2 separate regions of the Homo sapiens genome follow, and region 2 is linked to region 1. Evidence: read pairs that join two places in POLR2A ChIA-PET (ENCODE). Cell type or tissue: A673. All regions are shown on one strand. Links, peaks and the distances in the headings refer to the core of each region. The heading gives the core; the rest is flanking DNA. Region 1 overlaps DDX6 (DEAD-box helicase 6). Region 2 overlaps LOC105369530 (a long non-coding RNA gene).

Region 1 (16,451 bases), core at 3,039-7,038:
AACCCTTTTTATCACATATGTAAGGTTATGTGTCAACCATTAAACAGTTTTCTTTTTGCTCTGCAGAAGTGATACAGTGAACTAACATTTCTCTCTCACGTATACACACTTTTTCTGAAATTTTTAAGGGTAAATTAGAAAATCATGGCTTTTACAACTCTAAATATTTCGGTGTGTATTTCTTTAGGATATTCTCTTACGTAACCACAGTACAGTTACCTTCAGTTAACATTGATAAAATACTTCTATCTCATCTGTCATTCTAATTATTAATGGACCCAAACATGTCCTTTATAGCAGTTTTTTTCTTCTATACAGGATCCAGTCTAGGGTCAGGTATTATTTGTAATTATGTCTTTTTTAGTCATTAGCGTTTCCCTAGTGTTTGTTCTTCTTTTTATGACATCAGCATATTAAAAATACAGCCTACAACCCCTTCCCCCATCCCTCTTTTTTTTTTTTTTTTTTGGCAACTGGGTCTTGCCCTGTCACCCAGGCTGGAGTTCAGTGGCCTGATCTCGGCTCACTGCAGCCTTGACCTCATGGGCTCAAGTGATCCTCCTGCGTCAGCCTCCTAGTAGCTGGGACTACAGGCATGTGCCACAACACCCGGCTAATTTTTCTATTTTTTTGTAGGGATAGGATTTTGCTATGTTATCCAGGCTGATTAAAACTCCTGGGTTCGCCATAGTGCTAGGATTACAGACATTAGCCACCATGCCTGGCCCCCTTTTTTTATTAATAGTACATTTCCCGTTTTGGGATTTTGTGATATTCCCAAGTAATTAGATTCAAGGTAGGCTTTCTCAGCCCGAATAATGCAGAAATCACATTATGGCCTTCTCAGGGTATCATGTTTGAAGGTGTGCCTAGTGTCCATTTATTCCTCTTTGGTGATGTTAATTTTGATTACCCTGTCAAGATGTTGTGTGGTTTTTCCCTTCTATAATTACTGCTCTTTCCCCTCTCCCTTGAGACGAATAAGCAATCTGGGGTGCATTTTAAGACCATACAAATACAATAATACTATGGCCACCCTCCTCCTCCAACCCAGTAAGATAGATGTTCAGGCTAGGTATTATCCCCGTTTTGTGGATGAGAAAACAAAAGTTCAGAGCAGTTCTCTTAGCGTATTGTTTTCAACCAGGGAGGATTTTTGTCCCCCAGGGGACATTTAGCAATTTGTAGAAACATTTTTTATTATCATCAATGGGGGGATGCTAAAGGACAGCCCCTTACAACAAAGAATTTTGTGGCCCAAAATGTCAGTAGTGCTGAGCTTGAGAAACTTGACTTAGCCAAAGATACTTGTAGCTCATGAGTGGTAGAGGTGGGATTTAACTTCGTATCTTGTGATTTGCAATTCATGGCATGATACTTTTTTAAAAAAATAACAAAATTTCCCCCCTAGTTTTAGCACCCATTGGTGATTCTTGCTTGATCTCATCTCTGCTCTGATGGGTTATGATGACTTTCCAATTCTAGCACTCCCTCTGTATTTGCCCCTATAAAGAAGAAACTTCCCTTCCCCTCATCCATATATATCTGTTATCAGTATGGACTTATACTCACCATTTTTTTCAATTTTTTTCAATTTTTTTTTTATTATTATTCTAAAAATAGCCTAGATCTGGCCAATGTAAGCTCTTTCAGCCTGGTTCCTATGTTTTTATGATGTGTCCCCTTCATTTTTCTTGAGTACTTTCTTGGTTTTTTTTTTTTTTTTTCTCTTTTTTGAGATGGAGTCTAGCTCTGTCAGAGAGGCTGGAGTGCAGTGGCATGATCTTGGCTCACCGCAGCCTTCCCATCCTGGGTTCAAGCAGTTCTTGTGTCTCAGCCTCCCCAGTAGCTGGAATTACAGATGTGTGCTACCACACCTAACTAATTTTTGCATTTTTAGTAGAGACAGGGTTTCACCCTGTAGACCAGGCTGGTCTTGAACTCCTGACCTCAAATGATCGCCCACTTTGGCTTCCCAAAGTGCTGGGATTATAGATGTGAGCCATCGTACCCGGCCCCTTTCTTGCTTTTTGACATATCATGATGCAGGCTTATCTTATACCTATCCTGGCCCAGCATTGGCATCCAAGGATCCTTGATTCTTTTTAGTGTGGAGTAGTATTAGGGACCAAGACCCAGGCATTAGGTACCCTGTTTGCTACTTGGTCCTTTCAGTGGAAAGAGCAAGGAAATAAATGCATGTATATACATATCCACACACACATACACATAAATATACACGTACATATAAACATGCATTATACATAGGCCAGTTTGATAAATGATGACAACAGACATACTTAAATTGATGAAATGATTGAATTCAGGCTGTGCTAAGGACAAACCCTGTGACATCACTGAGTACTTTTTCATTGAGCCAACATGTGTGGAGTGACCTAGAAAGTGTTTGACCTTGGGAATTCTATAATGAATAAGACAGATATATGGTTGCTGTCTTACAGTCTGGAAAGGACAGCTAATTGTACAGGTAATTCACTGTAATATGATGAGTACCTTTCTAGTTGGAATTGCGTATGTATGTAGTCATTAGAGGAAGATGGGACAACCTGGAAGAATTGAGCTGTGTTCCAAGCAGAGAACGCTGGGTAATGATTGCCCAGAGTTGAGAGTGTGCTTTTGGCTGGATAAAGTATCAAAACAAGGATATGCATCATCAGAGGGGTAATTTGGGTGTAGGTATTAGAAATACCTAGGAATCTACTATGATGTAGTTCATGTTAAGCCATTTTATCTACACTGAAGTCTTTTTTTTTCTTTCTTTTTTTTTTTTTTGAGACAGAGCCTTACTCTGTTGCCAGGCTGGAGTGCAGTGGCGCGATGTCCACTCACTGCAATCTCCGACTCCTGGGTTCACGCGATTCCCCTGCCTCAGCCTCCCGAATAGCGGGGACTACAGGCGTGCACCACAGCACCCGGCTAATTTTTTGTGTTTTAGTAGAGATGGGGTTTCACCATGTTAGCCAGGATGGTCTCGATCTCCTGACCTTGTGATCTGCCTGCTTCAGTCTCCCAAAGTGTTGGGATTACAGACGTGAGCCAACACACCTGGCCCACTGAGGTCTTATGAGAGTTCCTTTACAGTAGGAACTGCATCATTCAACTTTTATCTCTAGTACTTAGCATAGTGCCTGTGCTTATTTAGCGTGCTTTGATGAAACTTAGGTAACTCATGTCTGCAGGTGAACTTGGTGTAGGGAACTGCCCAGATTAAATCCCAGCTCTACTCCTTCATAAATTGGTTATTTGGGATCTATAAGTCTTAGACTCCTGACCTATATAATTGAGGTAATAGTATAATACCATAGGGTTGTTGTAAAGATTAAGTGAGATAATTCACATGCTTAGTACAATGCCTAGTACGTGATAAATGCTCAAAAATGTTATGGGTTATTTTATATAATAGTTTCAAAAAAGGAAATTAGTTAATTTAGGAGACGTAATTGTTTTAAATTTGTTTTAAAGAGACTGAGTCTTGCTAAGTTGCCTGGGCTGGATGCAGTGTCAGAATCTTAGCTCACTGCAGCCTCAAACTCCTGGGCTCACGTGATACTCCTGCCCCAGCCTCCTGAGTAAGGATGATAGTGTAGTACCAGCACACCTGGTTGTTTTTTGTTTTTGTTTTTGTTTTTGTTTTTGGTAGAGTCAAGGTTTTGCCATGTTGACCAGGCTGGTCTTGACCTCCTGGGCTCAAGCAGTCCTCCTGCCTTGGCTTCCCAATGTGCTAGAATTATAGATGTGAACCACTGCACTTAGCCCAGTCCTCATTCTTAGTGGATATTTGCTGACTCCTATTTCTTACCTTGTATTAAAATTTAAAATTAACTTTGTTACTTGTACTCTGAGTGTTGTTATAGCATATAGGCAATTAACTCTTCAGCCACTTAACCAATCTGACATCCAGCTTTTTCTGTAAAGTAGAAATAAGTACTCTCCCTCACAGGATTTTTATTGTTAAGATCAAATGTAGTGTACAACCAAAGTATTTTGAAATAGCAAGGTATTGTATGAGTATATTGTTTTAGATACTCAAGGTCACCACTTGTATTGCCTTTTTCTTTTTTTTTATTGCCTTTTTCTTTCCTATTGTTTTGTCCTGGGGATCCATGGAAAGCACAAGATTATGTGTTTCTTAGAATCAATCAGAGTTACAAGTCACAAATATTAGGATTTTAGAACCGAAACAAAATTTACAGATCCCCTAGTAAAAAAATTTTTTAAATTTTTATTTTCATAGGTTTTTTGGGGGAACAGGTGGTGTTTGGTTACATGAGTAAATTCTTTTGTTTTTGAGACAGGGTTTTGCTCTGTCGCTCAGGCTGGAGTGCAATGGTGTGCTCTCGGCTTACTGCAACCTCTGCCTCCCGGGTTCAAGCGATTCTCGTGCCTCGGCCTCCCAAGTGACTTGGGATTACAGGCGGGCACCAGCATACCCGGCTGATTTTTGTATTTCTGGTGGAGACGGGGTTTCACCATGTTGTCCAGGTTGGTCTTGAACTCCTGACCTCAGGCGATCCACTCTCCTCGGCCTCCCAAAGTACTGGAATTACAGGCGTGAGCCACCACGCCTGGCCAAGTAAATTATTTAGTTGCTATTTCTGAGATTTGGGTGCACCCATCACCCCCCTGGTAAAATATAACCTCATGGCAGGCTGTCTTCTAGTATTCTTTCCATTCTTATCTACCTTCTCGTTTTATTTTTGTCATCCCTCCCCCATTCCTAAAAGTATCTCTTCTATCATGCTTGGTTTTACAGTTTTATCCAGGCATTTTTTTTCCCCTAAATATTAAAACTGCCTTGATTAGATGGGTGAGTCTTCTGCATTTGAATATTTGTTTGAGATGGAATTTAGTTGCAGTTTGGCTGTGAGATTTGGAGAATTGGCTGGGTGCAGTGGCTCATGCCTATAATCCCAGCACTTTGGGAAGCCAAGGTGGGTGGATTGCTTGAGTCCAGGGGTTCAAAACCAGCCTAAACAACATGACAAAACCCTGACTGTACAAAAATTAGCTGGGCATGGGGGACATGTAGTCTTAGATGTTCAGGAGGTTGAGGCTGTAAGTGAGCCAGGATTGTGTCACTGCACTCCATCCTGGGCAACAGAGCAAGACCCTGTCTCACAAAAAAAAAAAAAAAAAAAAGACTGTTAGAGAATTAGGCACTTAAAATTATATGCTCTCAAAAGAGCTTTTACATTGACAGGCTGGAACCAGATATACTACAGATTGCTCCCACAACGTATTTCTAGAGCCATCTGTGACCAGTTCTAGGTCTGGATGCTGTGGCCAGTAGAATAATTGCCATTCTAAAGGTATAGCTTTATAGGAACCTAGACTTCTTTGGAAGGCTTAAGAATATACTGTTTTTGTCTGCTTAGCATTATTTGAAACTTTATATTAACTTTGGGGTTATGATTGAGAAAGATGGCCTCTCTCGTTGCTTCTAAACCCTGGGAACACCTCTTGAAGACTTTTTCGAAACTCTAAGAAGGTGAAGAAATGAGAAGTAGTTGATTATTGAGGGAAACATGGAAGCTCCGTACTGTTGGCAACAAAATTTTGTGCCAGGTCAGCTAAGGTCTAATGAGGATTAATAGTTTACTATTTATAGTTAGGAATTATAGCATTCTGAATCCTGTAAATAAGTCATTCTTCCTGCTAACAATCGGTTTATCATGATTGAAAAAAATATTTCCTAAAAACTCAAAGGTTTTTTTTGTTTGTTTGTTTTGTTTTTTTTTTTGGTGTGTGTTTTGTTTTGTTTTCTTTTTGGGTGGGGTCGGGGAGACAGAGTCTCAGTTTGTCACACTGGCTGGTCTTGAACTCCTGGCCTCAAGCAGTTCTCCTGCCTCAGCCTTGCAGAGGGTTGAGATTACAGGTGTGAGCCACCATCCCCAGCCTAAATTAGAGATATAATTAGAAATTACCATCTCCCTTTTTTTTTTTCCTGTTAAGCAGGGGACATTTGTAACAATCATTGCTACCTCGTCTGGAGTAACCATAGGTTGTTTTTTTGTTTTGTTTTATTTTGTTTTGAGACAGAGTCTCGCTCTGTCGCCCAGGCTGGAGTGCAGTGGTGCAATCTTGGCTCACTGCAAGTTCTGCCTCCTGGGTTCACGCCATTCCCCTACCTCAGCCTCCCAAGTGGCTGGGACTGCAGGCGCCTGCCACCACGCCCGGCTAATTTTTTTGTATTTTTTTAGTAGAGACGGGGTTTCACCATGTTAGCCAGGATGGTCTCCATCTCCTGACCTCATGGTCTGCCCACCTCGGCCTCCCAAAGTGTTGGGATTACAGGCGTGAGCCACCGCGCCCGGCCTTTAACCATAGGTTTTTTTTCCCTCTTGGAAATTAAGGTTTGGAAAATAAGAGGAAGCAGTCAGTGTAAATGCAGCTAGTTGGGTGATGTTGAGCTTTTGTTGGTACCACACTTTTGTAAAATGCCTCTCAATGCTAGGAGATTGGAAAATAAACCATTCTTTAATTATAGGCATCAGAAACCAACTCGATCTAACTTAAGCAAAAGGAAATTTATTGGAAAAATAACGGGAATTCACAAGATTGAGAAGGCTAGAGAAACATACTTGGAAATGACTAAGAATTGAGATAGCTCTGAAGGACTTAGGAAGCTGTAATGGATGCACTATAACAATTTAGATTCTTAGGAGGCAACATTCCGCTGGCCCAGTGTGGGCTATGTGTCTACCACTTGGCTTAGAAAATTGGTGAGGCTTGGTCTGTTGGGACAGGGGAGACCAGGGCATATGTAATTCCTTAGAAGGAAATTGGGGTGTTACTTAGTAAAGGGATACTAGAGTAACCAAAACACAACAAATACTCTTCAGTCATTATCTAAACGTTACAGTGAATGTGAATTTGGAGACCTAAGGTGGCAGATGTCAGCCCTAAGCTTGTGGGGTTGGTTTTTTGGGGTTTTGTTTTTTGGGGGTAATAGCTTTATTGAGATATAAATGACATCACACATCAAAAGTATACAATTTAATGCTTTTTAGTGCATTTAGAGTTCTGCAACCATTACCACAATAAATTTTAGAACATTTTGATCAGTCCCACAAAAGAAACCCTTTTAGCAGTCACACCTCATTTTCCCACACCCCTAAACAACCACTGGTATACTTTCTGTCATTCTAGCTTTGCCTAGTCTGGACATGTCATATAAATAGAATCCTATAGTATGTGTTTTTTTTGTGACTGGCTTCTTTGACTTAGCGTAATGTTTTCCGAGTTCATCTGTGTTGTAGCTTGTATCAATATTCCATTCCTTTTTCCTGAATAATATTTTATTGTATGGCTCTATTACTTCTGATTTATCCAGTCATCAGTTGGTAGACATTTGGGGTTGTTTTCCAAGGACTGAGGATTTAATGTGCTATTTTGTGAAAATCTGAGAAGTAGGAAGGGGATTTAATGATCTCAACTGTCATCCGTCTGAAAAACCTAACTTGTGATTTTAAATAAAATAGCAGGCTGCCTTCCCCTGTTCCCTTTTTAAAATAGGAACTGACCCTGCTTTAACCTTATGAAGTTTTATTTATGAATAAAGTTTGTACTATTATAAAAAAAAACATAGAAGGAACTGGCTATTAAGGATAATGCTGCTATGAAAATTCAGGTGCAGGTTTTTGTGTGGAGATGTTTTTATTTCTCTTCGCTGTATACCTAGAATTGCTAGTTCATATGGTAACTCTTTTTAACCTTTTGAGGAACTGCAAGGCTGGTTTCCAGCGTAGCTGTACATTCCCACTAGCAGTGTATGAGAGTTCCATTTTCTCCAACTTCTTGCCTACATGTTATGTGCAGATCTAAGTTCAAATACTGGCTAAAGCATTTCTTGCTTTGTGACCTTGGGCAAACTAATCCTGTTTAGGATCCATTTTGTCAGTTGTAAAACAAAGTACCTAACTTGAAAGTTGTGCTGAGCACATAGTAAGTTTTAAAAAAAGTTTTCGTTTCCTTCCTCCTTTGCCTTCTCCCTGGCAGTTCCTCATAATTTCCTCTTGTATTTCACAGCTTTTTGAACTTGACTTGAATTCTCTTGCTTTTCATTATTTCCTGAGAAACACTGGTAAGAGGCAGTGTGGATGTGCTGAATTCACTGACTGTTAATCATAATGGCCATCATATAAGGCAAAATATCAGGGTGTCTTAACTTACAGTCTATCACATGTACTTTGTTAAAGCTTTATCCTTGAACAGTTTTTGTAGGGTATAATCCCTGTCAAAGAGGGCAAAGGAATAGAAGTCAATGGCCTTAATCAAGTCAGTCAAAAGATGAACTGAAAAGGGGGATTAGGATACCTCTAGTCTAATTCTGTTCTGCCTCACTTGATTGAAAAAAAGGTTTACACTTTAAAGAACCTGACCCAGCAAGTCGTTATGAGACCATCAGAGACCACCTATCTTACTTTTTCAATACTGTAAAACTGAGTAGTGTGCAGGCAGCCTGTTAAAAACTACAGACTACTGGCACCACAGAACCACAAAAGAGAAAACCTGAGGTGACAGGGTAATGGGAGCCTCTGGAACAACTGGAAATAATGGTTCACTTATCTGTGATGAGGGAAGAAATTTAAGACCAAAGGGTTAAAGCCAAGGTTTTCTTCTTTGTTTGCTTTACCTTAATAAGCAGAGTCTTTAATGCTGGCTGTAAGAACAAGACAACAGTATTTTCTTTTCTTTTCTCTCTCTTTTTTTTTTTTTTTGTGAGACTGAGTCTTGCTCCATTGCCCAGGCTGGAGTGCAGTGGCGCAATCTTGGCCCACTGCAACCTCCTCCTCCTGGGCTCAAGCAGTTCTCCTACCTCAGGCTCCCAAGTAGCTGGGACTACAGGTGCGCACCATGACCATTTTTGTATTTTTAACAGAGATGGGGTTTCACCATGTTGGCCAGGCTGGTCTCGAACTCCTGACCTCAGGTGATCTGCCTACCTCAGCCTCCCAAAGTGCTGGGATTACAGACATGAGCCATCGTTCCCAGCCAACAACAATATTTTCACAGTTGTTCTGGCAGCTGTGTTGTTCTGACCATATGGAACCCATTTATATCCTGTGATTGGAGCTCTAGGTAGAAAGAGTGTTGTCGTGGGAGATGGAAGTCATCCTGCTTATTTAGTCATTTCTACCAATAGCAGCTTTAAAGGGCTAAAGCTGTTTTTTGTTTGTTTGTTTGTTTTTGTCGTTAGCCCAGGCATAGAAGGGACAAATGTCAGTGACTGTGAATTTGGTTCCTAGTATCTTAGTTTTAGAAATTAAAAATTCAGGCCAGACACAGTGGCTCATGCCTGTAATCCCAACACTTTGGGAGGCCGAGGTCGGTGGATCATCTGAGGTCATGAGTTCAAGACCAGCCTGGCCAACATGGTGAAACACCCCGTCTCTACTAAAAATACAAGAATTAGCTGGGTGTGGTGGCACACGCCGTTAATCTAAGCTGCTCGGGAGGCTGAGGCAGGAGAATCGCCTGAACCAGGAGGCGAAAGTTGCAGTGAGCCAAGATCGCACCATTGTACTCCAGCCTGAGTGACAAGAGCGAAACTCTGTCTCAAAAAAAAAAGAAAAAAAATTAAAATTCCACATCATGGCCCGGCGCGCTGGCTCACGCCTGTAATCCCAGCACTTTGGGAGGCCAAAGCGGGTGGATCACGAGGTCAGGAGATCAACACCATCCTGGCTAACACGGTGAAACCCCGTCTCTACTAAAAATACAAAAAAAAAATTAGCCGGGTGTGGTGGCGGGCACCTGTAGTCCCAGCTACTCAGGAAGCTGAGGCAGGAGAATGGCGTGAACCCGGGAGCCAGAGCTTGCAGTGAGCCGAGATTGTGCCACTGCACTCCAGCCTGGGCGACAGAGCGAGACTCTGTCTCAAAAAAAAAAATTCCACATAATTTCCTTTTAACAATTTTTCAACGATCAAGCTTTTTCAACGATCTATTGTATTTTATAGTTTGTTGTTGTTGTTTGTTTTGTTTTTGCAAAGAGTGGGGGTGCTTGCCATGTTGCCCAGGCTGTTCTTGAACTCCTGACCTCTCTTTGTATATGTCTATTTATTTTTAAGTAACTTTTGGGAATCCTTTGCTGTTGTCTGGGAAATTTAAGTTAGTATGAACTACTGTTATTATTTGCAAAATAGATAACAAAGTAAGCCAAATATTAAAATGAGAGGTCACCTTTAGTGATGTGACCGTATTTGAGGTAGCTGCAATAGAATTGAACCTTCAATAGAGAGCACATTACAGAACAGAGAAGTAGGCTGTGGGACAGACATTGGAGATTTACTTATTATATAAATAAATGACAAATAGGACCTGAGGTTAAACTTTCCCAGCCTATTCGTGTTTTGTTGCAGGGATGAGGTGTCCAAGCTACAATTTTTCACTGTGGTCAAATTGGTGTGCTAGTCTCAAAATATATATAGTCTTACCTTGGAATTGTTTTTGTTTTTTCCTTTAAAAATTTTTGTAGAGATGGGGTCTCACCATTTTGCCTAAGCTGTTCTCAAACTCCTGGGCTCAAGTGATCGTTTTGCTTTGGCCTCCCATAATGGTGGGATTACAGATGTGAGCCACTGTATCTAGCCTTTTTTTTTTTTTTTTTTTTTTGAGATGAGACGAGGTCTCTTTCATGCTGGAGTACAGTGGTGCAATCATGGCTCACTTCACCCTTGACCTCCTGGCTCAGCCTCTCAAGGTTTATGGACACCCACCACCACACCCAGCTACTTTCTGTAATTTTTGTAGAGTTGGGGTTTTTCCATGTTGCCTAGTTGCCCGGGCTGGTGTTGAACTCCTGGGCTCAAGTGATCCCCCACTTCTGCCTCCCAGTGTGCTGGGACTACAGGCATGAGCTGCTGTGCCTGGCCATTTTTCCAATTTTTATTTGAAGGAGGCTTTGCTTTTGTTTTGTCTGTATTTTCAAGTGCTATTTATGGGTCAGCCTGAGTTCCTCCATTTTCTTTGTTGTTCTCTTCAGATACACACATAACACAGTTCTTATGACATTGGGTTACAATTTAAAATTCTGTGAGCAGTTCTGGTAAATACTGGTTTATAATGATGTTGATGTTGACTGGTCGTGCTGATTTACTTGGATCTCTGCTATTCATGTAGAATTCAAATGTAGGATACTTAGGACACTTAAAGCAATACCGAAAGAGGTATCCTTCAGTGTATTTCAGAGAGGAATTTGCTTGTGTACTACATTCAGAAGTAATTTTGTATTGTCTTATCTCTTTTAGGAGGAGAGCATTCCCATTGCTTTATCTGGTAGGGATATCTTAGCTAGAGCAAAAAATGGAACAGGCAAGAGCGGTGCCTACCTCATTCCCTTACTTGAACGGCTAGACCTGAAGAAGGACAATATACAAGGTTAGTTGAATAAAAGTTTGTTTTTAAACTAAAAATGGGAGTTTCAGCCTTGGAGCCATGTGTAGAAGATACTCTTTTTTTAGTCAGAATTTACATTATCTAAAATTTGTATTCTTTCTTTTCAGGTTTTTTCTTTTTTTAGCCTGATGATGGTCTTTTTATTAAAAATGATTCCCAGCTTTTTAGAGATTTCTAGTTTTAAGAGTATTCTTATATGATACACACTTGTGACAGCATTCCAGTGAGACAGGAAAAATAAGTATTAGTGCCCTATAGGTAGGAAAGCTGAGGCTGGGCACGGTGCCTCACAGCCTGTAATCCCAGCACTTTGGGAGGTCAAAGTGGGTGGATCACCTGAGGCCAGATATTTAAGACCAGCCTGGCCAACATTGCGAAACCCTGTCTCTACTAAAAATGCAAAAATTAGCTGGGCATGGTGGCGCACAACTGTAATCCCAGCTACTCAGAAGTCTGAGGCACGAGAGTCACTGGAACCCAGGAGGTGGAGGTTGCAGTGAGCCAAGATTGTGCCACTGCACTCCAGCCTGGGTGACAGAGTGAGACTCTCAACTCAAAAAAAAAAAAAAAAAAAAAAAGGCGGCTGAGGTCATGAGAAGTTAAATTAGTTGACATTGCTACTTATAAACTATGGAACTATTTCTTGTGGCAGATGAGTGTTAACAGAATTCCTTGTAGAAACATGAACTTCTGTTTAAAGGCTGTGGATTTTGGGATTTTAAGAGCCTAGGCAGTGGGGAATAAAAAATTTTCATAGTTATATTCAATGTAAGTTAATGGAATTAAGATTTCATCTCTGAAACTTTACATTTTTAGCTTTCGTGATCTGTAATTATCTTTTCTTCCCACTTTCATATGATGTAAATAGAGCCTAGGTAGCAGGAGTTTCCTACCTAGGTATTTTACACAGTGAATCTGACTCAAATGTAGTTGGGGCTTTTAGAAATATTGTTAATAAACTTTGAGCTAATAGTTGCGAACTCAACATGCTGAAAGTTTGTAATTAAGAACAGTATTGGCTGGGTGTGGTGGCTCACGCCTGTAATCCCAGCACTTCGGGAGGCCGAGGCAAGGCAGATCACCTGAGGTCAGGAGTTCAAGACCAGCCTCGCTAACATGGTAAAACCCTGTCTCTACTAAAAATACAAAAATTAGCTGGGTGTGGTGACATGTGCCTGTAGTCCCAGCTACTCAAGGAGGCTGAGGCAGGAGAATTGCTTGAACCTGGGAGGTGGAGGTTGCAGTCAGCCAAGATCATGTCACTGCACTCCAGCCTGGGTAACAGAGCGAGATCTGTCTCAAAACGAAGAAGCAGCAGCAGCAGAAGGCCAGGTGCAGTGACTCACACCTGTAATCCCAGCACTTTGGGAGGCCAAGGCAGGAGGATTGCTTGAGGTCAGGGGTTTGAGACCAGCTGGGCCAACATGATGAATCCCCGTCTCTACTAAAAATACAAAAAATTAGCTGGGTGTGGTGGCGGTTACTCAGTAGGCTGAGGCAGGAGAATTGCTTGAACCTGGGAGGCAGAGGTTGCAGTGGGCCGAGATGGCAGCCACTGCACTTCAGCCTGGACAACAGAGCAAGACTCCATCTCAAAAAAAAGAAGAGGAAGAGTTTAATATTTATATAATAGTATTGCTGAGGGAGAGTCTAAATCTGGGACACTATAATAGGTTCTCTTTTCATAAAGAGATTTGTACATTTGAGTTTTCATAATGTCCTGTGTAATGATTCAACTTTTTATTTTTATTTCTTAATTTTTTTGGCGGGGGAGACAGAGTCTTGCTGTGTCACCCATTCTGGAGTGTGGTGTCATGATCATAGCTTAATGCAGTCTTAATCTCCCAGGCTGATGTGATCCTCCTGCCTCAGCCTCCCCAGAAGCTGAGACTATAGGCACATGCCACCATTCCCAGCTAATTTTTTTCATTTTTTTTTTTAGTAGAGATGGGGTCTTGCTATGTTGCCCAGGCTGGTCTTAAACTCCTGAGCTCAAACGATCCTCCTGCCTCAGCCTCCAAAAGTGCTGGGATTCTAGGCATGAGTTACTCACTGTGCTGCCCAGCCCAATTTTTTAATACATCTCGGTATCTAGATTATAAGGGGCAGTGTTTCTTTTCTTTTTTTTTATTTGAGACGGAGTTTCGCTCTTGTTGCCTGGACTGGAGTGCAGTGGCACAATCTCGGCTCACCACAATCTCTGCCTCTCGGGTTCAAGCGATTCTTCTGCCTCAGCCTCCCAAGTAGCTGGGATTACAGGCATGTGCCACCCACGCCCAGCTAATTTTGTATTTTTAGTAGAGATAGGGTCAGGCTGGTCTCAAACTCCCGGCCTCAGGTGATCCACCCACCTTGGCCTCCCAAAGTGCTGGGCTTATAGGTAGGTGTGAGCCACCGTGCCTAGGCTATTTTTTTTTTCTTTCTTTCTTTTGAGACTGAGTCTCACTCTGTCGCCCAGGCTGGAGTGCAGTGGCGCGATCTTGCCTCACTGCAGCCTCTGCCTCCGGGTTCAAGTGATTCTCCTGCCTCAGCCTCCTGAGTAGGTGGGACTACAGGTGCGTGCCACCACGCCTGGATAATTTTTGTATTTTTAGTACAGATGGGGTTTCACCATGTTGGTCAGGCTGCTCTCGAACTCCTGACCTCAGGTGATCTGCCCACCTTGGCCTCCCAGAGTGCTGGGATTACAGGCGTGAGCCACTGCATCATAAGGTGCAGTTACAGGTGTGAGCCACTGCATCATAAGGCGCAGTATTTCTATAGCTTCTTAAATTTTGTAAATAATGATGTATAGCATGTTCTCCCACCTCACCCCATATTTTCTTATATATTCCTTGATACTGTTTCAGCAATGGTGATTGTTCCCACTAGAGAACTTGCTCTACAGGTCAGTCAAATTTGCATCCAGGTCAGCAAACACATGGGAGGGGCCAAAGTGATGGCAACCACAGGAGGAACCAATTTACGAGATGACATAATGAGGCTTGATGATACAGGTAAGAAATGATTACTAAAAGGTAGTGTAGCTCTCTGTTATTTTAGTCACAAGTATTTCAGTAAATTATTAAAAATTGTTTTTAAGAATTAAGGAACAGAAATACTGCAGTAAGAAAAGGAAATGACCACTGCATTCAAGCGAAAAAGACAAATTACCATAATTGAAAACGATATTTGACTTTATTAGTAATTGTAAAACAGCAAGTTTATAATAATTTTACCTGTTTAATTGGTAAAGCTAAAAGTATTAGTAGACGATAATGTGAGTTTGTGGACAAATAGGCTACATTGTAAATGTGGGGGTGTAAACTTACATCTCTATCATGGGCAATTTGGGAGTATATTTTAAAATTATAAATGTATATATAATGTGTGTGTGTGTGTGTATATTTTTTTTTTTTTTGGAGATGGAGTCTTGCTCTGTTGCCCAGGCTGGAGTGCAGAGGCGCAATCTTGACTCACTGCAATCTCCGCCTCCCAGGTTCAGGCCATTCTCCTGTCTCAGTCTCCTGAATAGCTGGGATTACAGGCTCCCGCTACCACGCCAGGCTAAATTTTTGTGTTTTTAGTAGAGACGGGGTTTCACCGTATTAGCCAGGATGGTCTCGATCTCCTGACCTCGTGATCCACCTGCCTCAGCCTCCCAAAGTGCTGGGATTACAGGCGTGAGCCACCGTGCCCGGCCATAAATGTATATTTTTAAGAATCTTTCCTGAAGAAAAAAGTTGGGTAAATGCAGGGCTGTAGGTACAAAGTTGTTTGCTATGGGGTGGTATTGTCGTGCCGAAAAATTGGCCAACTTAGAAGGAGATTGGCTAACTAAATACGTTAAGGTATAATCTGAATAGGATTCTACATAGTCATTAAAGAGTAAAGTTGACCTGTATTCATTTTCATGAAGAGGTTTCATGATACATTGCCGAGTGGAAAAAGGTAACAAAACAGCAAGAATGAGATCACTCATATAAAATTATATCTTGATTTTAGTTAGAATATTATATATGATAATTATGTGATACATTCTTTGTATTGCATAGGTTTTTAAAAAATTATCTTGTTTGATCCTTTTAACAATACTCGGCTCACTGCTCTAGATTAGAGGCATTGCTCTTATGTCAGAAGTCTGGTGTGCCTTCTGCTATTAATTGAGAATTATCCTAAGACAAGAAAGTATGCCTACTGTTGAAAGCAGCAGGTGATTTAGGAAGCTGTACCCCACCCAATGTAGAGGTGAAACAAATATTTTTTAAGCATCCTGTGGTGAAATGGAAGTCTTTATCCTAAAACACATCTTTGTGCCTTTTTGTGTTATTTCCACCTCTATAACACAATGTGTTTCTTCTCTTTCTTTCTTTTTTTTTTTTTTTTTAATTTGAGACACAGTCTTACTCTGTTGCTCTGGCTAGAGTGCAGTGGTGTGATCTCGGCTCACTGCAACGTCTGCCTCCTGGGTTCAAGCGATTCTCCTACCTCAGCCTCCTGAGTAGCTGGGATTACAGGCTCCCACCACCACACCCAGCTAATTTTTGTATTTTTAGTAGAGACAGGGTTTCACCGTGTTGGCCAGGCTGGTCTCGAACTCCTGACCTCATGTGATCCACCCACCTCGGCCTCCCAAAGTACTGGGATTACAGGGATGAGCTACTGCACCCGGCCTAGTTGTTTCTAATAAAAGATAGTCATGTGCTGCATACAATGTTGTGGTCAGTGACGGCTGCACGTATGTCGGTGTTCCCATAAGATTATAATGGAGCTATACAATGGAGTAGGCTATACCATCACATAGCAATGCATTTCTCAGAATTATCATTAAGCAGCTCAGGACTGTAATATTATAAACCTTTATCCTCTTTGCTCAAATTAAAATTAATGAGAATGTATGTTTTCTAAATCTTGCATAGTGCACGTGGTGATTGCTACCCCTGGGAGAATCCTGGATCTTATTAAGAAAGGAGTAGCAAAGGTTGATCATGTCCAGATGATAGTATTGGATGAGGTAATGTCTCTTCATTTGGCATTATACTGTTCTGTACT
Region 2 (16,451 bases), core at 4,328-8,327, 1.4 Mb before region 1:
CACTGCAAGCTCTGCCTCCCGGGTTCATGCCATTCTCCTGCCTCAGCCTCCCGAGTAGCTGGGACTACAGGCGCCCGCCACCACGCCCGGCTAATTTTTTGGATTTTTAGTACAGACGGGATTTCACCGTGTTAGCCAGGATGGTCTCGATCTCCTGACCTCGTGATCCACCCGCCTTGGCCTCCCAAAGTGCTGGGATTACAGGCATGAGTCACCGCGCCCGGCCAGAAATTTATTACTTTAAAAAATCAGTTGGATTTTTAGCCTGGTATTTTATTGCTCTTGAAAAATGTGCGTGTTACAGCTTGGGATGGGACATCCTGCTTTTTCATCAGGGGGCTGAGTGTGAACAAAGTTGAGCCTGGACAGGGGCCATTTCTGACCAGAGCCATCAGCTTGTCTCCCTTTTCCTGTCACAGTTGCTATGGGCCCCCTTATCAGAACATCTGGCTTCCATCTGACTGATGGTATCATCAAGGCTTAGGCTAGAGAGTCTAAGAAGGTTCTAGCATTATCCAGGGAGGGAGGCTCAGGGCCTAGTTTCTTATCCAGTGGAAAAGGGAACATTGCCCTCTCCTGAACTGGGGATCTCAGAGCCACCCTCACTATCATGACTTTTTAAAAAAAGATCTTTCATTTTTCCGAACAAATGGAAAGATACTATGTTTATCGAGAAAAATGTGATAAAAATATATACATTTAGTGCATTTCCAATTAACATCCTAATGGAGCTTAAACATTTTTAAAACAGACTTTTTTATTTTTAACCGTTTTAGGAGTCACAGCAAAATCGAGTGGAAAGTACAGCGTTCCCATATACCCTTGGCCCCTATGTATTCATACTCTTCACCATCAGCATCCCTGCCGGAGGGCTATGTTTGTTACAATCAATGAACTTGTAGTGACACTTTGTAATCAACCAAAGTACACAGTGTACATGAGGGTTCCATTCTTGGTTCTGTATATTTGATGGGTTTTGACAAATGTATCCACCATTACAGTATCATACAGAGGGTTTCACTATGCTAAAAATCCCACGTTCCACCTATCCATGCCATTAAAAAGTGCATGTAATCGTGTTAGGCCACTGGAGAGAAAATAAAACCTGATCAATATTGATTTCAGATTATCTTCTGAGCATTGTGGTTTTTATGAAGTTATCGCTGCATGCCCTGTGTTTCCTGTCCTGCTTTTCTTAATATTATTTCCTACATGCATTTCCACATATTGACACAGTCCACACATCATTCTTTTTTTGTTTTTTCGAGACAGAGTCTTGCTCTGTCGCCCAGGCTGGAGTGCAGTGGCACGATCTCAGCTCACTGCAACCTCTGCCTTCTGGATTCAAGCAATTCTCCTGCCTCAGCCTCCTGAGTAGCTGGGATTATAGGCACCTGCCACCATGCCCAGCTATTTTTTGTATTTTTAGTAGAGACGGGGTTTCACCATGTTGGCCAGGCTGGTCTCAAACTCCTGACCTTGTGATCCACCCGCCTCAGCCTCCCAAAGTGCTGGGATTACAGGTGTGAGCCACCATGCCCGGCCCACACATCGTTCTTAATAAAGTTATAGAGCACACCATGGTGTAAAGAGTTGACAGCGTACTCTAATCATTTGTTGGTTATTATTTTTCTACTATACAATCTTGTAGAAAAGATTTAAAAGGAGACTACAAATTGTGATTCTGATGCTTTTTGCAGAGTTTGAATGCTATGCACTTAAACTCTGATTTATGCCTTCAGCCAGGTTCCTCTCTAGCAGCCCCCTGAGACAGAGTGTCCTGTATATCTCTTTTCATGTCTGTGAAGGGAAAAGACCCCATAATGTCCCGAGGGGACTCAATTACTGCTGTACAAACACAGGATCTTAGCTACTTTCAACTAGAAATTTCTTTCTCATGTACAACACAAATGTCCTTGACTTGAATGTAAACTTTCCACCCTTTCCTGAGTGTGAACAGTTTCTCTCACCTGCACATCGTGTGTGCAAATCAAAAGAGTATGATCCATATTAGGAGTTATTTATATGTGATGATATTCTGCAGGAGAATGTCATAGACTTTTCATGAATTCTCATCAAAGTCAAATAGCACAAACCTTTGTGAGGGGTGTTATTCTGACTTCCATTTTATAGACGAGGAAAGAAGAGGATTCATTAATGCTCAGCTTTAAAATTAAAAAAAATCATATTATATGTCTTCTATTTGGAATTTTAAATTACTTCCTCCAAATAACCCACTTATTAAAAACAAAGTGGTGAGAAATCATGTCACGATTCATCATTTGCTTACAGTAAGCCTGGAACTTTGGACTCATTTTCTTACTTAATTCTTATGATAACTCTGGGAAGCAGGAGACCAAAGTGACTTTTAAACCCAAGACTTTGTGTGGTGACTGGGGGCAGGGAGGGGGTGGGGGGCACTGGCCAAGGCCATCAGGGATGAAGGCAGAGGGGTTGGGGATCTGGTTGTCACCACTCACCTGAAACTTCTCTCTTATTTCCTGCAAATAACAGAGTGGAACGTGTGAAAGGGCTGTTGATGGCAACCGGGGAGGACACAGAGCAGGACCCATACCTTGGGAGGAAGTGGGCTTGCAGTTTCCACCCTTCCCAGGCCCCTGATCTTGACATCTTGGCTCTGTTGTTAGCTAGCTGTGTGAAATAGAGCCAATGACAGCCTCCTCCTGACACCGATGAGTCTCTGCTTCCTCCCACGTTAAAGAGGGGATATTAGTACCTACTCCAGTTGGTTATGATGCGGACTAAATGTGATATAGTATACAATTAGGATGGTGCCTATACCAAGTGGAGATTAGTGAAACGTTTTATTTATTTATTTTTGAGATGGAGTCTTGCTCTGTCACCCAGGCTGGTGTGCAGTGGTGCAATCTTGGCTCACTGCAACCTCTGCCTCCCAAGTTCAAGCGATTCTCCTGCCTCAGCCTCCCAAGTAGCTGGGACTACAGGCATGGGACACCATGCCCAGCTAATTTTTGTATTTTTAGTAGAGATGGGTTTCGCCATATTGGGCAGGCTGGTCTCGAACTCCTGACTTCAAGTGATCCGCCCAACTCGGCTTCCCTAAGTGCTGGGATTACAGGTGTGAGTCACTGCGCCCGGCCAAAACTTCTTCTTACCCTCCTTTGCTATCTTTCCTGTCTGATAGCCCTGGAGTGAGTTTGGAGTGTCTATGACACTCTTGGGTCACCTCAGCTCTTCCTGCCACAAGACCCTCAGACCTCTAGCTCCAACCCTGCTGCCCTACCTGCCTCTCAGTGCTCCCCAGAATGGACGAGAAACCCAAGAGCCAAATCCTGGCTTCCTGACCCAGGGATGAAGCCCTAGCAGCCCTTCCTTGGCCCAGGTCCTCTTTCCTGTACCTTTGTTCTGCTCCCTGCTGTTAACAATGATTCACAGATCAAAGGATGTCCCCAGCAGGGATCCTTAACCATGAATTTGCTTCAGGGTCCAGAACTCTTGGAAATTACAATATAAAAAAACCTTGTGTATATATTTGCATTTTTCTGGAAATAGAATTCTCAGGGATTCCTAACCTCTGTGGGTAGATTTGAGGTGGGAGAGGGATTATGTGGGGTTTCTTCTGTGTGGACTAAAATTCTCTTAGAATTGAGATAGCAGTGTACAAGTTCAGTAGAAAAAGTCTGGTCCCAACCACAAAAAGAAGTGAAACAGAGATGAAGAGCCCACCTCTTACCTAGGGGAGAATTCCTGGGGAAAGGCAGATCTTCTGCTCATATTTTGTAGAATCATTCATGGTCTCTTCATGCTCTGCTCACTCACTCATTCATTTCATCAATCAGCATTTATTATATACCTACTGTGTGCCTTGCTTTACACTAAGTCATACTGGCTATACAAACATCAGTTCTTTAAAGTGTGGTCCTGCTTTAAAGCGTGCTTGTTAAAAATACAGGTTCCTGGACCTCAACCATGGAGGGCATTGCCTGGGACTCTGCATTTTAAACAGGCTCCTTCGGCTCATTAAATTAGGTTGACAGCCATTGATAGAGACTGGCATCTCCTCCCAGGCACAGCCTTTGGCATTGGTATGCAGCAAAGTGCCCGCATCATGGTTGCCTCCAAGACTGTTGGTTGGACCAAGATCACGGTTCTGACCCTTCTGCAGGAGAGGTTAGTTCCCTCCCTCCCTCTGCCCTGGCTCCCCCTGCCTCTCTTGAATGCTGGGCCCTGTGAGGGGGGAGGGAGCGGAGGGGTCGCTGGCTGTCCCCTCTACTGCAGCTGTGCTGGGGGCACAGTCTTGGGCAGATTGTGAACCCCAAGAGCAGAGAGGCTGTCCCAGCATGCGCTGCTCCATCCTGACTGGGCGAAGATCTGAGAGTACCAATTAATGTTAACGAGGCTCCCTCTGCCTAGGCCTGTCTTAAGGCTTGGCTAATTAACACTTCTATGGTCCCTTGGGTCCCTAGAATGAGAGGTTTGCGGAGACCTGCAGGAAGTGACTGGTTTCAACCAAAAGGATCTTTCTACCTGTAGTAAGCATCGGGAGGCTGAGACCTGGAATGATAGTGGCTTGGGAACTGGAACCTGGAACAGCAGTAGCTGGTGTTTCTTGATCAACCCGCGTGCTTTACATCCAGCACCCCACTTAATACCCACTTGTGCTCCAGCAGCTAGGATTACTATTTCCCTCCTTTCACAGAGGAGGAAAGTGAGGCCTGGGGTTTGGAGCAAGGTCACACAGCTAGTGTGGCAGAACTAGGGGCACACCCAGGCCATCTGGCTCCAAAGTCTGAGCTCCTGCTCCCGCTCTCTAGAGCCTTCTATGGCCACACAGCCCAGGGTCCCCCTTGTCTTGGCTTCATGCCCAGGCCTGGGCATTTTCTTCTCCATTGGGCCCGCAGAGTTGCTGGCAGCGGGAGACAACCGCAAGCCTGCAGCCCCGGACTCCTTCTTCCCACTGTGCCTTTGGACCTGGTCATGGACTTCCCGTTCCCAGAGAGGATGAGGCAATGGGGAGATGGGGCAGGGCAGGGCGGGGCAGGGACAGACCCTTCCCTTCTCCAGGGTCAGCAGCCTTGGGGAGAACCTACACCCTGTGTCCTCCTAGACAGTGCTGGCCTCCTTCTCTGCTGTGGACTCCTCTTACCTCTGAGGAGGGGATGGAGGTGGGCAGGGCGTGTGTGCAGCTGGCAGGGACATTATAAACACATGGTCAGGATCTTGCCCCCTGGAACCTGTCTCCAGCATGACTGTGGGGCAGCTTTGAGCAAACTTCAGATTTCTAGGAACTGGTGGGCCTCTGGTCATTTCATGGTTATCAGTCAGCCTTTCCCAACTTCTGTCTTGCTTACAGATGGGCAAATGGGTCACGTAGTGAGGACTGTGGAATCAGTCCCAAGTCTGAATTGTGGCTCTGTCACATTCTAGCTGTGTGGCCTTGGACTTAAACCTCTAAGATGTAAAGCTTCAGTTTTTTGTCAGTAAAATGGCTGTAATGATTCCCATCTTGTTGGGTTGTTGTGGGACTTTAGAAAAGTACTATATTCAACGCCCTGGGCTGCCCACCCTACTGCTCTGTCTCCTGGTCAAGGCCAGACATTCTGCTTCGGTTGGACCTGTAGCAGAGCAGCCGGGCAGAGAGAAAAGACCACGTGGCCAGAGGCCTCGGCTGCACAGGAAGAGGCATCTAATAACTGTTGTATAAATGGTAGCTATTTTTCATATGTGCTGGGGCCATTGGCAATACTGCCTCTTATTTATTTATTTTAGAGACAGGGTCTTGCTCTGTTTCCCAGGCTGGAGTGCAGGGGCATGATCATTGCTCACTGTAACCTCACCTCAAAATTCTGGGTGCAGTGATCTTCCCACCCTGGTCTCCCAAAACGTTGAAATTATAGGCATGAGCCACCACATCCAGCCAAGCCTCGTATTTCTTAACTAGAGACAATGGAGGCTGATTTGGGCTGACGCGTTGAGACCCCAGTGAGAGGGCACTGAAATCCAGGCAGGATTCAGGGTATCTGTGGCATTCCTGCGGGGAGTTCTGTTTGCCCAATTCCCTCCCCTCCCCCATCCCCTCCCCAGGCCTGCCTCCAGCGTGCCCTCCCAATTCCCCCTCCCACCCTCCACATCTGGATTCAACTAGCAAACAACGGGCTTTCTGTGAATGCCCCCACCTTCCTCTGCCCTCTGTCCTCTGCTACAGAACTTTGGCTCTCACTGGGGCAGATGGGGGCGGGTGGGGAAAACGGGTCAGGAAAGCTTTGAGCTCTGTTTCCCCAAACCTGTAGGGTTGACTTAACTCTGCACCCCCAGCCGCCCGGCCGCCTGGCCGCGCCTCCCCCACCCCCCACCCACCGCCTTGCCCTGATTCTCGGTGTTGTCTGTTGCTCAGGATCCACCAGGGAGCCTGGAGCCCTAGTTCAGAGCCGGGGCCAGGAAGGAGACTGCAGTCCTCCACCCTCCACCCCAATCCCAGGCCAGAGAACACAGCCACTCCTGTCTGCCAGAGAGAAGCCCTGCTGGGCTTCTAGAGGCCAAGCAGTAAATTGGAATGTGGCAGTCACAGTCAAGGCAGCTGTAACTCTCATTAAAGTGACATCAACCCCACCACGGGAGGATGCTGTAAATCCAGGGAAAGGGGGCATTCATCCAGGGAGAACCGCAGAAGCAAAGAAAAAAACCCATAAATAGAGGAGACGTGGTGTCTGGAACTAATGGCGGGGCCCAACCCAAGGCCGGGCTGAACTGGGGGTGGGGTGGGGAGGGAGCTAAAGGCTGGAGGAGGGGGTGGAGGTCCGGAGCCGGGCCCTAGATGCCGGCGCAGTGCAGAGGCACAGCCGAGGCCTCTACCTGTAGCTGAGTCTCCTCTGCCCTTTCTGCCCAGGCTCCTCGGCTAAGACTGGCACTTGGGAGCAGAGTTGGCTTGTGTCCCTGGGGAAATGGCTGGGGAGGTGTCACTGTTTATGGGCCTTCCCAGGGTCAAGAGGAGCTGTTGCTTTGGCCATTAAGATTCTGTCAGCTCTCAGAGGAGAAATCAGCCTTAGGTCAAACTCCAGGCTTAGAGCTGGTCACCTGAATTCAAATCCAGGCTCTGCTACCTCTTCAAAGCTGTGGGCCTTGGGAGACTATCTTCACTTTTGGAAGTCTCAGTTTTCCCCTATCAGAGAAATGGAAGGATCCCCCGTGCCATATAGACCTGGTGTGAACATCCGGGTAGATAAACACGGGGTAACATCTGGCTGTCTGTGGGTGCTGCTTGTCAATTGACTGAATGAATCAGCAAAGCCCTGCAACCCCAGAAGCTGGGATTTTCTTTCAGAGCAGTTCCCTTCTGCTCAGGTCTGGGTTCGGCCGCTAATTTGCTGAGACGCCTTGGGCAGGGGACCTAACTTGTTAGGGCTTTGGTGTTTTGTGGGTTTTCTTGGTTTTGTTTCTTGAAAACGAAGCTGTTGTTGAGTGTGACTCTGGATGGGGTAGATGGGGCTGCACACAGTAGGAGCACTACTCCTTTGTTTTGGGGTCTATGGAGTGGCCTGATCTCTAGGTCCCTGTGAACTCCAGGTGGGCTGCATTCTAGGATCTTCCCCTAGGGTCGTTCTGGTCGTTCTCCCTCCTCACCACCTATACCAGGAACCTGGGACACTACATTGGGAGGCCCCCTCTCCTTTGCTCTCTGGCCCTGGTGGCAGTGTTGCTAGCGTCTACCCTGTTCTGAGGAAGGGTCAAGGCCAACCATGCTCTCCTGGGGTAGGAATGAAGGAGACAGAGTGGGCTGGAGAAGTCCTGCTGTGTTTCTCCCTGCCCTCAAGTTGCAGTGTGCATCGGAATCTCCCGGAAGGCCTGTTAAATCACAGATTGCTAGGCTCCACACCCGGGTTGGGTTTCAGTAGGGCCTCAGAATCTGCATTTCTAACAAGTTTTTGGATTGCCGTGATGCTTCTGAGTTTGGGCTGCATTGTGAGAAAAATTACCCTAGAGTGATCTGCTGGACTCAGCTTCCTAGCCTGCATTCTTGTGGACCTGCAGCTGAAGCAAATTGGTGCTGCAGACAGACTCCAAGATGCCTGCGTGCAAGCTCTTAAGTCAGCTAGGATCTCCAGGGCCATCATTCACTGCTGTGCAAAGAGCTGGTCGGGGGGCCTCCGTGAAACAGCAGTTCTTGGGAATGCGACGCAGTCATCTATGTCTAACAAGCTCCCAGGGTGACTCTCGCGCACAGCCCTGTTTGAGAACCACTGCCATAGAGGGTACTGGTATTGGAAATTCAGTTTCCTGTGTGGGCTCCTCCCTCCCATCTCCCCACCAAAAAGGATTAGAGAAAAAGGGAGTGAGGAGTGGGAAAGCAGGAATTAAATTGAGTAAAATCGTCTAGGCGAAGAGAGAGGCACAGTCAATTGAAAGGAAAGGCAATAAAACCAGGCTCTGTAAACACCCAGAAATGAGGCTCAAGGCTGGGCTTGGGGAAGAAAACACAATTTACCTCTGGGGAGGGCCAGAGGGACGCACGTGCGGGTAGAGGCAGCCCTGCTGATTTAAAGGATGCTTCTGGGGCATGCCTTCCTCCCTGCAAGCAGAGGCTGATGATGGATGAATGCCACAGCTGAGACCTCCCAAGGGGCAGGAGCAGGGGCAGGGAGGGGGCTGGAAGCTGTGGAGTGGGGGCGGGCCAGGAGGGTCACTGCTTCACCCCCAGCACATGTTTAGCCAACAACAGAGGCACTCAGAGAAAACTCACCAGTGCCCTGGATCTGCCATCTCCTTTCTGGCCCCTAACACCTTGCTTCAACCTCTGGAGAAAGCCATGCCTGAATCCAAATCCTCCTCTGAGGAAGCGTCTGCCCCACCCACTCCATCCTGTAAGCAGCAGCTTTCTCACTAGCCCTGGGAGCAGAGTGTTCCAATGCCCCTTTGGTGGGCCATGGCTATGGTGCCTGTTTCCTCACCTCACAGAAGGACACACGGCCTGAGAAGAGGGACTAAACTTACAGGACACAGGAAAGAAAGCTGGAATTAGGGCTGCCTTAGACTCTACGGTCTGCATGGTTACCATCGCAGAATAATGCCACAGGTTGCAGAGCCTTTCACAGTTTGCATGATGGCATTACCTCCCCTCCACAACTCTGTAAGAAAGGCAGAGAAGTTATTAGATCTCATTTAAAAATGAGAACGAAGGCTGGGCATGGTGGCTCACACCTGTAATTCCAGCACTTTGGGAGGCCGAGGTGGGCAGACTGCTTGAGCCTAGGAGTTTGATAACAGCCTGGGCAACACGGCGAAACCCTGTCTACCAAAAAAACAAACGAACCAAAAAACAAAATTAGCTGGGTGTGGTGGCATGCATCTGTGGTCCCAGCTACTCGAGAGGCTGAGATGGGAGGAGTGCTTGAGCCCAGGAGGTTGAGGCTGCAGTGAGCTGAGATCGCACCACTGCACCCCAGCCTGGTTGGCAGAGTGAGACCCTGCCTCAAAAATAAAAATGAAAAAGCTGAGAGTAAGAGAAATGAAAAGACTTGTCCCAATCCATGCATCTAGGTAAGAGTTTAGACCCAAACAGGAACCTCAGTTTCTCATTCCCTGTTGGCCTCTCTACTGGAGTCAATTTAGCTCACTTCTTGAAACTGATATTAGGTTTGGGGTGGTGGGGAGAGTTGAGAGTTTGTGGTGGGTGCCTGGAAGCTGAGGCCAAAGCATCCTTTGGGATGGAGGTGCTTACTGCCTCAGCTGCCCAGAGTGTTGGCCGGGAAGGTGCACAGCTCTGTCTCTCTGAAATTGCCCTCAGCTGAAGGGAGATGCTCACAGTTATGGCCCTTCTTGAGGGTGCAGATGACGGATGAATGCAGCAGCTGAGACCTCCCAGGGGCAGGAGCAGGGGTGGCGGTGGAGGAGGGGAGCAGGCCAGGAGGGCCACTGCTTCAGCCCTAGCACATGGTTAGCCATGTTGCACCCAGTGACATGTTGTACCCAGTGACGCCTTGCACCCAATGACATGTTGGTGAGGATTACAAAGGCCTGGCCCTCTTGCCTTAATGTGGGATATCTCTGCAGAGCCCCAGAGTCCCCATGGGGTTGGCAAAGGCCTTGGTTGCAACTTCACAGCCAACATCCAACGTCCAATGTTTCCCCCAACCCAAGCCTGTTCTCTCCACTTCCCCTACAGGGGTTCATCCCCACAGCATTCCAATAAATGATGCAAAGCTCTCAGAGTCTCTTTGCTAGGAACCTGACTTAATATGGGAGGAGAAGGGAGCTAACTTCAATGGGATGCTTCTTTTTTTTTTTTTTTTTAAAGAAAGATGGTCTCATCTAATACAACACATCTGTGAACTAAGCATTTTTGCTATGTTACTGTTCAGAAAATGTTAAAGAAGTTGTCAAGACCAAATGGTATCTGGCAAAGCTGGGATTCTAGTGCAGGCCCACTCTGACTTTGAGAGCACAGGTTCTACTCTCTCCCCACTGTATAAAAGGTGGGGAGTCCCTGACCCTGACCTGTGGGGTCTAGGGTGGAAAGGAGCTGGCTGGCCAAGGACTTGCCTGTGGTGTTCGAGTAGGCATGTAAACACCCATGAGAAGAGTGTTCACACCTGGGGTGCAAATGGGGGGAGGCAGGAAGCAGGGAAGGGTGGCCACATGTGGCAACCTTTGCTGGCCAAGGAGGCAGAGGTGCCTCTGGTGGAAGAAGACCTTGGGATCGGCCAGCAGCAGCCGTGAGGCACATCTGAACCCTCTCCCCGCACAGGCCCCATACAGTGGGGACTGCTGGCTCTGAGCCTCCCTGGGGCACACAAAGAAGGTTTACCTTTGCCCAAGCTGGTTGGCAAGACCCAGGTCCCATCCTGTCCCAGTGAAGGGTGAGGACTCTGGACTTCTCTGGCTCTGTGTGCTCCCTCTGGTCCCAACACAGCGGAGGACTGGCCCCTGCCTGCCTCTGGGGCCGCTCTGGTGGTAGTCAAGGTGAGTTCAAGGTCAGCAGCATGCTGCCACAGCCGCAAGCCGGCCTCGTAGCTCCTCCCTCAGGCCCCAGCCCTGGAGCACTCTGGAGCCGATCATGGGAGGAGGATCTTTCCTGAACTTTGTCTCTGGAGGGCCCAAGCCAGTTCTACCGTTGGTGTGTCCATTTGCAGAGGGGCGCCTGGTACCAGTCCTCCCCTGAGGGGCAATGCCCCCGGAACTACAGCTGGGGAAGGGCAGCAGGTCTGGAAACAAGCCAAGAGCACCCCGTCTGGTGCCGGTGGACTTTCTTGCATGAATTGGCAGCTCCGTCAAGCTTTGGCATCAATTCCAAAAGTGGAGCATTGGGGCTTGTCCTGTCACCTGGAGATTCTGAGCACATATTTACAGTTTACAGAAGTAGAAACAAAAGTAACCCTTTTATCTCCTCAGAGGAAGCTGGCCCTTCCACTGAGTACAGGAGCCGGAGACAATGTAACCTTCCCTGAGAAGATACTCTTTGGGGTAGGAGGCAGCTGTCTAGACGTGGCACCACCGAATGCACCCTAGCAAATCAGGAAAATCTCTTTTTCCTTTTTTTTCTTTTTTTCTGAGACAGAGTCTTGCTCTGTCGCCCAGGCTGGAATGCAGTGGCGCGATCTCGGCTAACTGCAAGCTCCACCTCCCGGGTTCACACCATTCTCCTGCCTCAGCCTCCGGAGTAGCTGGGACTATAGGCGCCCGCCACCACGTCCGGCTAATTTTTTTGCATTTTTAGTAGAGACGAGGTTTACACCGTGTTAGCCAGGATGGTCTCGATCTCCTGACCTCGTGATCCTCTCGTCTCGGCCTCCCAAAGTGCTGGGATTACAGGCATGAGCCACCGTGCCCGGCCATCTCTTTTTCCTTAAAATGCTCAACTGGTGTGTGCAGAACTCCCCCTTGCCTCAGCAACTGGGAGGAGTGCCTTGAAATGGCAGCGTGGGTCAGGAGCTGGGGCTCTGGGTCTAAGTGCCAGGTCGGCCATCTGCAGGAAGGAGCAGCAGCAAGATTCTCTACTGAGCTGGGCCCTGCTTTCCTCACCCGGTGGGGAATGTCTTTCAGCTGCGGGAGGTTATTTGTGACTGCCATCTTTTTCTCTTCTCTTCTTTTTTTTCAAAAAAAAAAAAAAAATCTTTGTGAGAAAAACCCCACCGTTCCACTTGTTTTCTCCGAGCCGTTTTGTTAGTTGAGGTGTTTGCATGCTGAGCAACACACACTAATATTTTCCTCCTCGTCAAAACATTAATTATCCCACCCAGGAACCTTTCTCTTGGATGTTTTTTCTTTACCACCCCTTAAGCTGTTGGGCACCAAGCGATTCCTGTATTTCCCATCATCTCAGCAAGCTGACTGTGATGTTTAAGGAGAGAGAGGCCCCCTTGGCTGGGTGCGGACCCTCCTTTGTGCTCTGTGGCACCCAGTAGTCAGGATGCAGTACTCAGGAGAGCTCCTGTCCCCCTGCTTCTCACTCTATGTGCGAACCATCTGTTTACATCTCTTGTCGTCTCCCACGAGGCTGTGAACGTCCTCATGTCTGTATTCCCGACACCCAGGACAGTGCCTGGCACAGAATAGTGGCCCTACAAATGTTTGCTGCACAAGCACATAAATGAATGAAAATGAAGATAGAATAATAAACACGCAGTAGGAGGAGTCAGGGTTCAAATCAGCCCCCCTGGTTGGGCCCCGCCCCCCAGCCTCCATCTCTTGCCTGTTCATAGAGGGAGCAGTTGTAAGCACAAGTTGGGTCCTTTGCTCTCCCTAGCACTTGGGAAGCCCCATCCTCTCTCCCTGCTTGAGGCCATTCTCAGCTGCCAGACAGCCAGTGTGTTCAGGGGGAGCCCAGTTTCCTCCTCCCTGGTCTCCCCTTGGTTGAGAGTAAGATGGGACAGCAGGGAGAATTCAGAACTTTAGAGTCTGGAAATTAGGGAGGCTCCAGGGAACAAATGCAGAGCTCGACAGGACCTTAGCAATCACTGGAGCCAGCTCCTCCCCTCCTCCCGCTTCAAAGACAAGCCTCCCAGAGGGCTGAGATGTCTGGTTCATGGTCACCTACAGGTGAGAAGTGGGGCTGGGATTCAGGCCCTGGGCAGTTATCAAGAAACAAGAGCCTCCTAATTAATTCTGAGTACAGGGCCTTTCTAGTCCCTCCTGCTACCGTGTTCTGTGCCACAGTGAGGAGGGCATGGCCTCATCATCTCCCTGTGTGCAGCGCAAACTCCTTTCATCTCCCTTTCAGCTCATTTGATCCCCACAGTGCTCTTCTGAAGTAGGCAGAGTGATGATTTCTCCATTTTGCAGATGAGGAAATTGTGGTGCAGAAAGCGTAACGGAGCTGCCTAAGGTAGCAGAGCTGTCCTGCGGTAGAGTTAGGGCTGCAGTCCTGCATCCAGAGCCCTGTGCCTGCACCCACCACATGCTCTTTCCAGGTCAGATCTCTCTGCTGCTCTGCCCCTTCCCACTAGGAGCCTGAGCATCTGATTCGACTTGGCTCCAACAGAGATACCAGATGTCCTGTAGTCAAGACCAGAGCCCAGGATCCCTCCTTCCCAGCTATGGCCAGGACTCTGCAGACAGTGGACCTCTCCGTGAAGGCCCAGAGCTTTCAGCCCTAGGCCCAGGGGCTGAAGGGCTGGCGAGTCTTCGTTGTTGAGATTAAAGCCCTTCTCCAACTGGAGAACATTTAAAATGAAACCTCCCCGTTGCATTTGTCCTGCTCAGTTTTGGAAAGTGGGCAGGTAGCTCACGAGAGGGTTCTCGTTCAGCCCCTGCCTGGCCTTACCACCCTCTTCTTTGGCCCTAAAATCAAGTGAGCTATTCTTTAGCAAGGGTGAGACACTAGGCACTGGCTTGGTCCACTTCGAAAGGGTAGAAGGGGGCTCCTAGGAAGGTATGAGCGATCTAGCCACTTCCCTCTCCATTCTGCATGCCGTACTGTCCTCCGTGTGTGCTTTAGAGAAAGGTAATGGTATGGCTGTTCCATGCAAATGTGTTTTCTCAAAGACATGACTTTTGTACCATAAGCTGTTTCCATCTAGGACCTATTTCTGTGGGATGGTCTGAGGGTGAAGCTAAGGAGAGAAGGCATATGTGAATTTATTTTGTTTATCTGAACATCTGTGTTTGGCCGGCCCCACCCCTACAATGTAAGCTAAAATGCTGTATAATAGGTTTATGTATGTACCTATACTGCCAAAGGTCATGGTTGAATCCTGTGACTAGGTAGAGTTTACCTGTCAATTGGCTAAATCAGAGACCCATATGTTTCATAGTCAAGGAGATTCTGCAGCATAAATGGCTGGCCCAGGGACCACTGGCCTGTATGCATCACTGCCCTGCTCATAAACCTCATGGCTCCCCACTGGCAAATGTTGAGTCCACCTTCCTCAACCTGTATTCAAGGCCTGCCATCATCTTCTTCCTGCCAGACTGGCCTTCAGGTCCTGTGCCTTGGCAGGTGAGCTTTTCCCCTGCCTCCCTTCTCTCTCTCTCTCTCTCTCTCTTCCTCCTTCCCTCCCTGTCTCCCTTTCTTCCTCCCTTTAAAGAGCACCAGACACTGTTTTAAGTGCTGGGGACACAGTCACTAAGTGTGGTGGACAAGACACAGGAGGCTTTAGCTTACGTTGTAGAGGTGGAGACAAAAGAAAACAGATATTCAAATAAACAAGATAAATTCAGATAAGTGCTATGAATACAATAAAACAAGATGATGTGCTACAGCAGGGGTTCCCCCACCGCCCATGCTCCTCAACGTTAGATTCTCAAAGGATGTGAACCCTATTGCGAATTGCACACTCCTTATGAGAATCTAATTCCTGATGATCTGAGGTGGTACAGTTTCATCTTCAAACCATCCACTTCCTGCCCTCCCATCCGTGGAGACATTGTCTTTCATGAAACTGGTTCCTGGTGCTAGAGAGCTTTGTGGGTAGGAGTGAGGCTGAATTCTCCCTACCCCCATGGCCTTCACAGGTAAATGCTGCCCATTGGTCAAAGCCTGCCCACATGTCACCTCTTCCAGGAAGCCTGCCTGCCTTCTCAGCTTGGCAGTGTTCTCTCCCACCACTGGACTCCAGAGCACTTTATTCCGCTCCCTTGCAGGGTGTGGAGTGGCTTGCAGCACAGTCCATGGTCATCCTTGCTGCTGGGCTGTAAGTTCCTTAAGGGTGGAGAAAGCACCTCTTTCAGCCCCTGCCTCCCACTTCCCCGGCACTTCCCTGGCACAGAGTAGCTGGTTAATAAGAGTTTGCTGAGAAAATGTGCAAGGATATCTCCTACCTCAGAGGGCAAAGAGCAGCCGGGGCCCATCCCCAGGGTCACCTGCTGAGAAGAGGCCACTTTTCTCCCTGGAGAGGGACAGAGGAAGGGGTATAGTTGAATGGGAGAATTTATGCCCAGGGCAGGAGGTGGTGGGTGGGTTCAACTCACCAAGGTAATCCTGTTGGACAGGAACACCTCACACTCTTCTAAACCTTTACAGACTTTGCTCTGATGAGAGGCCTAAGAAGAGTGTCATGCCCCTTCCTTGGCTTGGGGAAGTCTGGACCTGTGTGTAGGGGCGTGGGGTGAGGTGGGGTCGGTGTGCATTGTGCCAGGGTGTATGGCTCAGAGCATGTGTGCAGTGAGGTGTTTGTGAGGTGTCTGTGACTGTGGTCCTAGAACTGTGGGCATAGGATGTGTGAGAGAACAAGTGAGTGCGTATGTGAATGTGGTGGTGAGGTGCGTGCAGGGTGGCTGGTTTGTGTAGTGTCTTTGTGTGTTTGGATGTTGAGTGGTGGGCTGGTGGTGGTGGGGGTGTGTGTGTATCTGTGGTACAGCCCGTGGGGTTGGGGGACAGGGAAGGGTGGAGCAGCAGTGGCCTGGGCTCTGGGGGGCCAGCATCTGTGGTATTAGGGCTCAGAAAATGATACCCACAAAGATGGCACTTTGACATGCTGAATTGAAGAAGCAGCCTCCAGGTCTCTCTGACCTACCTCCCACAAAAGCCCCTGTCTCTCCCAAAGCACAGGATGAGGCTGTCTTCTGAAGCTCCCATATCGAACTGGAAACTGGACTCCCAAGCAGGAGCAGAATTGCCTTCGATCCCTCTCCTGAAATTTCATTAATCAGAGGAGATGAAAACTCCTACCACAGAGGAAGAGACTGATCACGAAACACCACATCTAGAGCCCAAACTGTGTCTCAAACTATTGTTTGTTCTCTGGTCCCATTCAGTTTCCAAAAAGAATCATTCACAAGATAATGCCTGCCTCCTGGCTCCATTCATCCCCCACCATAAAAGTATTTATGCCTGTAACACCTTGTCTCTTTCCACTATAAAGAAGGGTTTACAAGCACCTGGACCTCTCTGGGTTATCGGGTAATCATTCTCCCGCCATACCCCTGTGCTATGCATGTTAAATAACATCCGTTTACCTCTTTTTTCTATTGATCTGCTTTTTGTCAGCTCACTTTCTGCAAACCTTCAGAGGGTGAAGGGGGAAGCTTTCCTTCTT

The links. Peaks named below come from ENCODE experiments on the same cell type or tissue, not always from the same donor. Only the 100,000 strongest peaks of a DNase experiment are listed, where the experiment ranks them.
Region 2: POLR2A ChIA-PET joins it to region 1 with 5 read pairs; 2 of 35 experiments call an interaction of 5 or more read pairs at or near these places.

The regions. Positions count from the first base shown.
Region 1 is chr11:118,763,174-118,779,624 of GRCh38, reverse strand. DDX6 (DEAD-box helicase 6) reads left to right here. Exons shown (of 14, transcript NM_004397.6): 5 at 11,273-11,402; 6 at 14,270-14,416; 7 at 16,319-16,413. Among named protein-coding and RNA genes, the nearest start is that of DDX6, 20 kb to the left of the region's middle. In A673, for the core only: no CTCF peak of the experiment used is centred there; no DNase peak of the experiment used is centred there.
Region 2 is chr11:120,187,780-120,204,230 of GRCh38, reverse strand. LOC105369530 (a long non-coding RNA gene) reads right to left here. Exons shown (of 3, transcript XR_948101.2): 1 at 15,385-16,451; 2 at 15,235-15,302; 3 at 12,960-15,115. Among named protein-coding and RNA genes, the nearest start is that of OAF, 15 kb to the left of the region's middle. RefSeq lists enhancers at 6,360-6,860, 6,861-7,361. In A673, for the core only: no CTCF peak of the experiment used is centred there; a DNase peak (open chromatin) is centred at 6,550.